Linked DNA regions of Homo sapiens: region 1 is linked to region 2. Evidence: chromatin contacts called from ENCODE Hi-C or POLR2A ChIA-PET data. All regions are on one chromosome and are shown on one strand. Each heading gives the region's core, a stretch centred on a gene start or an enhancer-like site at or near the end of the contact. The rest is flanking DNA. Distances are from core to core; before and after follow the strand shown.

What was found. A loop is a pair of places that touch in the nucleus more often than their neighbours do. ChIA-PET counts read pairs that join two places held with the same protein, here RNA polymerase II (POLR2A). Pooled maps may share reads with other maps.
Region 1: a loop to region 2 is called in a map of K562, with 4 times the contacts of the local background. The contact joins two enhancer-like sites. A Hi-C loop is called at or near these places in 1 of 168 maps with a recorded cell type or tissue (K562) and 4 of 50 pooled maps. POLR2A ChIA-PET finds 5 or more read pairs at or near these places in 3 of 52 experiments (AG04450, PC-9 and Panc1).

Annotation. Positions count from the first base shown.
Region 1 is chr1:183,620,064-183,625,399 of GRCh38, forward strand. ARPC5 (actin related protein 2/3 complex subunit 5) reads right to left here. Exons shown (of 4, transcript NM_005717.4): 4 at 783-5,336. Among named protein-coding and RNA genes, the nearest start is that of ARPC5, 13 kb to the right of the region's middle. Within about 2 kb of position 3,333, at least 10 of the 41 ENCODE cell types and tissues checked have a DNase peak (open chromatin) inside an H3K27ac peak, as active enhancers do; they include PC-9, where a contact is called at or near this core.
Region 2 is chr1:183,368,603-183,373,455 of GRCh38, forward strand. The region is part of intron 1 of NMNAT2 (nicotinamide nucleotide adenylyltransferase 2); the gene reads right to left. Among named protein-coding and RNA genes, the nearest start is that of NMNAT2, 47 kb to the right of the region's middle. Within about 2 kb of position 1,994, at least 3 of the 41 ENCODE cell types and tissues checked have a DNase peak (open chromatin) inside an H3K27ac peak, as active enhancers do; they include PC-9, where a contact is called at or near this core.

The sequences.
Region 1 (5,336 bases), core at 2,083-4,582, 250 kb after region 2:
TAAGGAAATCTTTTGCTTTTGATCTGAGGACCCAGAAAATTTGGAACCAGTCTTCAAACTTAGTGGTAACATGGTATCACTTAATTAACTTGATTTAATACTAATAATGAACAGGATTCTGGAATGTTCACTAATTGTGTGAATTCTGAAATCGTGTTGTTTCCTCGGCTTGGTATTCCCTTCCTGTTTTCTATTTGCCAAACTCTTAGATAGCCTTCAAGGCCCATTGAAATGCTCCCATTTTCACACCTTTTCCTTGACATTCTCTCTTGGAGAAGTAATTGCTCCCCATCTGTTATTGTACATGAATTTACTCTCTTCTCTATTATAGCTTGTTTACTATTGAATTTTATTCATTGCTTGTGTATCTTACCTAGAATCTAGATCCCACAGGATAAGGATTGTATTTTAAATATTTTAAGCAGCCCTTAGCATGTAAATACTTGCCTGAATGACAGTGAAACTGTGCTTTCACGTGCGAAATACTTTGGGTAGTTTGTCTTAAGAAAACACCCTCAAGTCCTGAGAAAACCAACCAAGTCAATATATTAGGATAAGACTTCCATATGGGGACCAACTAATCTCTTCTAGTTTACATTTGAAGCAGCAATTGTTGAAAAGAAAAATATGAATATTTTAAAATAAAAAAACTAAAATTTAAAATCATAAAAACATCCAAGAACACTTCATGAAATTTCTATTTTTAAATTTTGGAGCCAGGAAAATCTAAGTATGACTTGAACTCTAAATGCCATAAGAAAAGATTAATAAACTCAATTAGATAAAAATAAAAATAACCTTTTTATTTATAGTAAAAGCTATTATAAAGCGAAACTCAAAATGCAAGAAATATTTGACATTCCTGTTGAAAAGAGCTCCTACAAATCAGTAAGAAAAAGACCATCAAAAGGGCAAAGAAAATATAGAAATACAAAAATATAGAAAAGAAAATACAACTGGCTATTAGGCATGTGAAAAGATGTGCAATCTCATTTACATTAAGAGAAATGCAAATATATGATACCATTTTTAAAACATCAGATTTGAAAAGATTAAAAAATGTTTTATGACAAACACATAGAATAGGTAAAGGGGTGGGAAAACATGCATTCTTCTACACGGCTGGAGAAAGTATAATTGATAAAACCTTTAAGAAAGGCAATTTAGCAATATCTCCCTTAAATGCCCTCCAACTGACCTTAACTTTCACTTTTAGGAATTGATCTACAAATAGGCTTGAACATATGTAAAATGACTTGTGTATAATGCTATTCACTGTAGCACTGTTTGTAACTGCAAAAGATCAGAAACCACCTAAATCAATAGGGAAATGGTTAAGTAAATTATGGTACATTTATTTATATAATAGAATTATTATGCAGTCATAAAAATAAAATTGTTATCGGAAAGTGGTCCCAATCCAGACCCCAAGTGAGCGTTCTTGGATCTCACACAAGAAAGAATTCAAGGCCAGTCTGTAAAGTTAAAGCAAGTTTATTAAGAAAGTAAAGGAATAAAGAATGGCTACTCCATAGGCAGAGCAGCCCCGAGGGCTGCTGGTTGCCCATTTTAACGGTTATTTCTTGATGATATGCTAAACAAGGGGTGTATTATTCATGCCTCCCCTTTTTAGACCATATAGGATAACTTCCTGATGTTGCCATGGCATTTGTAAACTGTCATGGTGCCGGTGGGAGCGTAGCGGTGAGGATGGCCAGAGGCAGAGGTCACTTTCATTGCCATCTTGGATTTGGTGGGTTTTGGCCAGCTTCTTTACTGCAAACTGTTTTATCAGCAAGGTCTTTATGACCGGTATCTTGTGTTGACCTCCTATCTCATCCTGTGACTTAGAATGCCTTAACCATCTGGGAATGCAGCCCAGTAGGTCTCAGCCTTATTTTACCCAGCTTCTATTCAAGAAGGAATTGCTCTGGTTCAAATGCCTCTGAAGGGAATAAGGAAGTTCTTTATGTATTGATAGGAAATTACCACCAAAATATACTGTTAATGAAAAAAGCAAGGAACAGAACACTATATATAGTATGTTAGTATTTATGTACACAAAGGGGTAAAATCTTATATAGGTATTTGCCTGTAAATGCATACACTGTATCTGGAAGGATGCCTAAGAATTAAGTGACAATAGTTGGTTGTCAAAAGAGGAACTAGGGTGGAATGGAAAATTACCACAGTACATATTTCTTACCTTTTGAATATTGAACAATATGAACAAATTATTTGAAAACGAATAAAAACTAAAATGAATAAAATACAGAACCATTGGCTAATGAATACACTGACCTTTAACTTAGCAAATTGAAGAAAATCTTAGTTGCCCTGGCATCTTGATTCAATTTTTGGAGAAACAAAAGGAAGTATGATGTTATTCAGAGGCATTGGCCATTTAAGTTATTCATTACCCTAAGGGTTGACAGAATTAGAAAAATCTACGTATAAAGTCAAGGACGGTGATATAAATTCATGGATATAATTTAATGGTTATCTTTAAGGAAAACAAGGGGTATTGGGTCACATCTCTGCTCTTAGAAGGTGATGCCACAGAATAATGAACAGATCATATAAACTCCCATAGTGCCACTGTTAGCCAGATATGAGCTGGAATTCTGTTCCTCAGCCACTTTCTCTGGTGACTTCTGGCAAAGCTAAACACTATAGGGGCTGCACGTGGTACTCATGGTGGCTCTGATTTCCACCTAAGGCTGATAAATTCCCTTCTTAACTGTCCACATTGAAGTGAATTGAAATTCTTTGTGACTAAACTTGATTGGCTCTAGGGTATTTGAACCCAAGAATTATTTTACTCTTTGTATAGTTCTCAATTTGTACTTCTGATGTGTTGCCCTATTCAGGTACCCTAAGAACCTGTGTATAAATTAAGGATTTCTTAGGTGACTTGGCTCGTTCAATGTTATGCAACCAAGAGATATTTGTTGAACATCAACTATGCCAAGTGAATGTGGGGATGAGTAAGAGCCAGCTACTATGACTTCAGGGGGCCCATACAGTCTAGCAGCAAGGTCAAGAGGGTGTGTCTTGCAGAGCAGGAGCTAACTGCTAGGCTGGAAAATACGGGAGTTTTAGAATGCTTTGGAATTCAGGTGGGTCATACACTACTCAATTTGTGTTTCATGTGGTGTGGATTCTAGGGAACTGTTTCAGAGAGAAATAAGAGATGTAAACATAGATTATTTATGTTGATTACTCTTACACACTCAAGTAACAGAAATGATAAAGGAAAATAGAAATGTTAAAGTGAATGCTGTGTCCCATGTTGCTTGTGGTTGGATCATCAATGTGGTGAAGTAGCACCACCTTGAGGCAGATGACATGCTGTACCTCTGTGGGCTTCCCGGGCCTCCTCCATATCTGGAATCATACAAGAGGCACCTGCACAGAACGTTTTCACATTGGGGTTTTCACATATTGTACTAGTGACATTGGGGTGAGGGGGAGAGGGAGTGGGGCAGAGGTCCCGCGGCAGGAATATGGACAGAAGCAGCCTTGTTTAAGGGCACTTGGTTCTACAGAGGCCGTTGGTCTGTTCCTTAATTGGGTGTGTTTTTCAATTATTTTGGTGCTTTTAACATATTTTGTCTGTAAGGGGATGTTAGTTGTAAATCTAAAGGAAAAATTGTGTATCTAAAAATTAATCAATCTGGCTGGGCGCGGTGGTCACGCCTGTAATCCCAGTGCTTTGGGAGGCGGAGGAGGGTGGATCACCTGAGGTCAGGAGTTCAAGACCAGCCTGGGCAACATGGTGAAACCCCATCTCTCCTAAAAATACAAAAATTAGCTGGGCACGGTGATGCGTGCCTGTAATCCGAGCTACTCAGGAGGCTGAGGCAGGAGAATCGCTTGAGCCTGGGAGGTGGAGGCTGCAGTGAGCCGAGATTGTGCCATTGCACTCCAGCCTGAGCAACAGAGCAAGACTCCATCTCAAAAAAAAAAAATTAATTAATTAATTTTCTTTTTTACCTTTATACATGGGGTTAAACTAAGTGATCATCAATGTCTATTTCAGCTAATAAAACATTATGATTTCCTATAATTTTACTTTCTTGAATCTATCACGGAGATAGTTTCTGATCCTGTTAATAATTTGCACCATCTAGAATTCTTATGTTAAAAACATTAAAACTGCAGCTGGGCGCGGTGGCTCACGCATGTAATCCCAGCACTTTGGGAGGCCGAGGTGGGCGGATCACGAGGTCAGGAGATCGAGACCATCCTGGCTAACACGGTGAATGAAACCCCGTCTCTACTAAAAATACAAAAAATTAGCCGGGCGTGGTGGCGGGCGCCTGTAGTCCCAGCTACTTGGGAGGCTGAGGCAGGAGAATGGCGTGAACCCAGGAGGCAGAGCTTGCAGTGAGCCGAGATCGCGCCACTGCACTCCCGCCTGGGCCACAGAGCGAGACTCTGTCTCAAAAAAAACAAAACAAAACAAAACAAAACAAAACAAAACAAAAAACATTAAAACTGCAAGAACAGTGACTATTAAACCCACTTTTAACTTTCTCTTTCTACTCTGTTCATTTCACTTGGACCGTTTGTCCTTTCTGCCCCTCCAAAGGATTAGTTCAAATTAATGTCTCACTTTAAATACTCTGATCCACCCTGATTTTGTTGTTCTCCCAACATTGACTAACTGCATTTACAGTCAAATGCTAAATTGTATGACGTTAATTCTCTTTTTTTTTGTATGACATAATTTTCAGGTGCTTAACCTTACTTCCCAATTAGGCTGAGAGCAAACTGGTGAACAAGATTCAGACCTTATTCTTCTGTTATGTCCTCATGATCCTGGGATCCACAGGAAATGCTTTAAAAAGAATTCGGTTAATTTGTACCATCTACACATTGATTTCACCCATGTTCATGTCCTTAAAATATCATCATACTTGTCATCAAGTATGACTGTTACCGAAATGGTGCTGTTACCCAATGACCAAGAAGGGGTATGTTTTCCATTTCTTCCCTTTTGTAAAATGCCAAAAAAGAAACCAAATAGTAAAAGCACTGAGATTAAAGGAGGAGAATGGGAGGTAAACAACTACTTTTGTGCTAAAAGTGTCCTATGGCATTTATATATATTTTTTCCGCAATTAATCCTATTCCCAACTCTTCACCAAGGATAGTACTGTGTCATGGTTACTATACCCTGGGCTGACATTTAGTCAGGAGGCAACAGTTGAACCAGTTGTTTCCAGCTAGTATCCATTTTGACTCGGTCTCTATATTATACTACTTGTTAAATATTTTTAGTATCTCCCCTCAGTAAAGCTGATAGACTGGCAGATTCTAAATACACCCAC
Region 2 (4,853 bases), core at 744-3,243:
TGTCCCATAACATGCCACTAGCCATTCCTGATCTCAACTCTAAGCACTTTGCTTCAGCACCTTCTAAGCACCTTCTTGCCTCCCTATTGACACTCCATAAATATTTGTTGGCAAGGCCGGTGAAAACATTAACACACCATTCTCTTCTCAGTCATCCTGCGTTGATACCACTTAATTGGATGTATTCCCCAGTAGATTCATAGTTCTTTTGTTCTTGCTTAATCATCAAATTCAGCCACACATCAGAGCCGGCAACTCATGAAGTGAGTCTGTGCAAAATGGGGCAATTTAGCAAGCAGTGTTCCATTTATAACCTTGCTGCTCAACATGGGCAGGGAGAGCTCTTCTATTAAAATGCACAGTCACCACTCCCTGTCCTGACAGCTGCCTAATCACGGGCATGGGGAACACTTCCAGGTCCTGGCTGTGAGACCCCTTCTCACGGCAACTCTGAGCCAGCAGCAGGTGTGCACTACGCAGCTCTGCCCCTGGTTTCCAGGACTTCTCTGGAAGAGATGAAAGTTGGAGCATAGAAGAGCTCACATTTATGGAGCATTTAACATGGGCCAGGTTCAGTCTTAAGTGCTTAAAATGCATAATCTCATTCTCGCCTCCCCAAATCCTTTGAGGAAGGTATTCTTTTTTTTTTTCTTTTCTTTTCTTTTTTTTTTTTTATTATTTATTTATTTATTTTTGACGGCATCTTGCTCTGTTGCCAGGCTGGAGTGCAGTGGCGTGATCTCGGCTCACTGCAGCCTCCACCTCCTGGGTTCAAGCGATTCTCCTGCCTCAGCCTCCCAAGTAGCTGGGACTACAGGCATGCACCACCATGCCCAGCTAATCTTTTTGTATTTTTAGTAGAGACAGGGTTTCACCATGTTAGCCAGGATGGTCTCGATCTCCTGACCTCATGATCCACCTGCCTCGGCCTCCCAAAGTGCTGGGATTATGGTCATGAGCTACCGCACCCAGCCTATTCTTTTTTTCAATTGTGGTAAATATTCATAGCAATAAAACTCAGCACTTTAACTGTCTTTAAGCAAACAGTTCGGTGGCATTAAGTATATTGCCACTGTTGAGCAGCCGTCGCTGTCATCCATTTTCAGCACTTTTTCATCTTCTCAAACTGAAACTCTGTACCCATTAAACACGAACTCCCCATTCCTTTAACTCCTCATTAAACACTAACCTCCTCCTGGTCCCCGGCAACCACCATGCTACTTTCCGTCTTAATAAATTCATCTATTCTAGGAATGAGAATGGCACTCTTCTTATTATCCCCATTGCAAAATAGGAAACTGAAGCACAGTCAGTTTAAATAAATTGCCCAAGGAAACACCACGAGCAAACAGAAGAGCTGGGATTAGCATTCAGGAAATCTGGCTCTGGAGCCCGCTAGGTCATGCTAAAGAGAACAGAGGACCCTCCAAGGAGAGGAAAAAGGGCCTCTTTTCCTTAACGCCTCCTGCATTCCCAACACACGGCTGCAACCTGATCAGAAGCAGAAGGGTGGCAAAGGGCTCCTCTGTCCAGGACCCAAGGGGGAGAAAAAGAGCCTGGGATGATTTCTACTGCTCTGTTTATCCACTCCTAGTACTTCCTACCACTACTATCAACACATACACACACACACACACACACACACACACACACACACACACACACACACACACAGGCTGCAGTGGCAAGAATTTGAGTTCTGGTACCAGACAGACCTAGTTCCAGGTACAGTTCTGTGATGTGCTAAATGTCTGCCCTTTACTGAGTTTCCATTTCTGCTTCATTCATGTGGGGATGGTGTTATCTATCTTACTGGTATGCTGAGAATAAGGGTTAAATGAAATGAAGTTGTGAAATCATCAGGCAGAGTGTCTGACAGACAGCAGAAACTCAATAATTGTGAACTCCTGTCCCACTTCTCCACTTCTCCACTTCACCATAGAAGGAAACTGAAAAACCTCTGTGAATGCCCTGGAGCCCAGCCAGCCTAGGAGTGCTCTCCATATCAGGTGTGCTCGGGCACAAGGAATGAGGAAGAGGAAGAGGCAGCGTTGAGGAGAGTACTGGTGGGGATCCATTGATTCTGGGGGAATGAAATAAAATCCCCAGAAAAATATGCATGCCTCTTGTATCTCAAGTATTGGCAGGACAATTAGAACAAGGGGATGCTGGTGGGCTCCCAGTAACACTGACGCTGTAAAAAGCCAAGCTTCTGCCTGAACTTCTGTCCCTTGACTGGCGGGCAGATTGGACAGCTCCTGCCCTGTCCGGTGTGCTTTCCCACTATAGCCCCAGAGCCTCAGGGAGGGTTGAGGATGCTGGGGAGGTTGTGGTATATACATGTTGAACCAATGAGTGAGTGAGTAAATGCATGGTGCCTGACCACGGTGCGCCGCATGTTTTTACTTAGGAAAAGCAAACAAATGACCTGGACAAATATTTCAGAATGGATTCCCCCACACCTCCACAGGAGAAAAAAAAGGCCAGGGGCAGGAGTGGTATATGCGGACAGACTGATTTTGATTGATACTTCCAGCCACCTGGGGCATTAGACGCACCTGATAAAACTCTTCATCCCAGAAGAAGTTGATTACTAAGTGAAAGAAGCTGATGTGAAAAAGGCTATATACAGCATGATTCCAATGATAGGACATTTTGAAAAAGGCAAAACTGTGGACACTGTAAAAAGATCAGTGGTTGCCAGAAGTTGAGGGGAGGGAAGGATGGGCAGGCAGAGCACAGAGGATGGTTAGGGCAACGCAACTACTCTATGTGATACTGTGGAGGTGGTTACATGTCAATAAACATTGTCCAAAACCATAGGATGCACAACACCCCGAATGAGCTCTGGTGTAAACCATGGCCTCTGAGTGGTGTGTGGATGCCGCTCCATCAGCTGTAATTAATGTACCCCTCTGGTGGGGGATGTTGATAATGGGCAAGGCTGTGCATGTGTGAAGGGGGGAGTCTGTGGGAAATCTCTGTGCCTTCTCTCAATTTTACTGTGAAACTAAAACTTCTCTTAAAAAACATTTTTTTAAAAAAGGAGTTTGAAGGGCCTGAAACTCCAGGGTATTCTGAGCTCTGCTGAGTCTGCTGCTGGCTGGAAGGCAAGAAGAGAGGAAGCTGCTGTGCTTCCCAAGTACCTTCTTTTCTTTTTTGTTTCTGTTTGTTTGTTTTTTGTTTGTTTGTTTTGAAACAGGGTCTTGCTCTGTCACCCAGGCTGGAGTGCAGTGTTGCAATCATGGCTCACTGCAGCCTTGATCCCCTGGGCTCAAGCAATCCTTCTGCCTCAGCCTCCTGAGTAGCTGGGACCACAGGCGTGCACCACCACAGCCAGCTAATTTTTTCAATTTTTTGTAGAGATGGGTCTCAACACATTGCCCAGGCTGGTCTTGAACTCCTGGGGCTCAAGTGATCCTTCTGTCTCAGCCTCCCAAAGTGCTAGGATTATAGGCACAAGCCCCTGTACCCAGCCATATCTTCTCCTCTTTGCAGGGAGCAACATGAAGCAAACAAAATGTGACCTACGTCCACTCTTCTGGAAAACAGGGGGCTGCTTCAGGAGGACGTTTGAAACAAGTAAGGGCTCCAGAAACAAGGGCGTGCCTCTCAAGGAACTGTACTGCCCGGCATTGGCTAGTGAAAAAAATTAGAAGCAGAGGCTATCCATCAAACCAGAAAAAACAGAGACACAGAAAAGAAACCGAGAAGGTGGAAACAGAAGCAATGACTACAGAGAAATAGACTCCACACCACAGAAAGTGACAGGAAAAGTCGAAGGAGAGAACAGCAAAGCCAGAGAGTAGAGACTGAGCAAGGGAGTGGAAGCAAGACACCAAGACAGAGCCAGGAAGAGTGAGACATAACAAGCCTCAGCCTCCAAACACAGAAATTTAACTATTACCTGTGTTAGCCACCTGTATGGCTCCCAGGTTCTTCCTGTTCCTCAAAATATAATAGATCCCAATGTTCAATGAAACTAAAGTTCAGAACCTACTGCAAAATTGCTTGGTTCCTTGACCTCTTTCTTCAAATGCTTTGCTTCTGCAAACAAAACAGCAAAAATGCCCCCTCTCTTTTCTTTTAAAGCTAGATAATTTCCAAGGAGATTTTGGAAAGCAGAATCCAAAGGCGTGATCCTGGACGGTGACCAAGATGGACAACAGGGCTTCAAGGCATGTTGTTATAGAGATGAGATACTCTATGACATAAAAAAGAATTCAGCTCTGATGCCATGTGTGCAGGTCAGCCTGGAAATTGGGTCAGGAGCCAACATCAAAGGTTAATATCGCAGGGCCTGGAGGTGAGAGATTCTCCATGGATTCTTCTTGTGAATTGGAGGGGCCAAGTGTCTTTCATCTTCTAGGCTCCACATAGGAGGGGCCAGCTCCCCCAGGGAGGCCATCAAGTCCAGGCCCAGATGTCTCATCCCTGCAGCTGACAGACTCTAAACAAGCTATTGGGCCAGAGAGCCCTCAGAATGGGGCCAAGTGAGCTGCGTTACTGAGGCAGTCAGCCCTAGGTGGTGAGAGAGGCCCAGGCCATTCCCTCCAGCTGAAAGTAGCTTCTCTTTTCAGCCCAGTGTGCTCTTCAAGTTGTCATTTCCTGGTACTTTAACATGAAAAGGTAGGGCAACATTGCTGAATAAAATGTCTGGCTCTCTTTAAAAGTCGGTATTCTCTATGTGGTCAGAAACCTAAGGTCCTAACTGAGAGGCCTGATTGCAAAAGGGTCCTTTACATGGGACTTCATACACCACCAGATCCTTCTCCCTTCTCCTTTCCATGACCCCGTGGAGAGAGAATAAGCAGAAATATAACAGGGTCTGACTGTCATGGGGCAGCACTAGG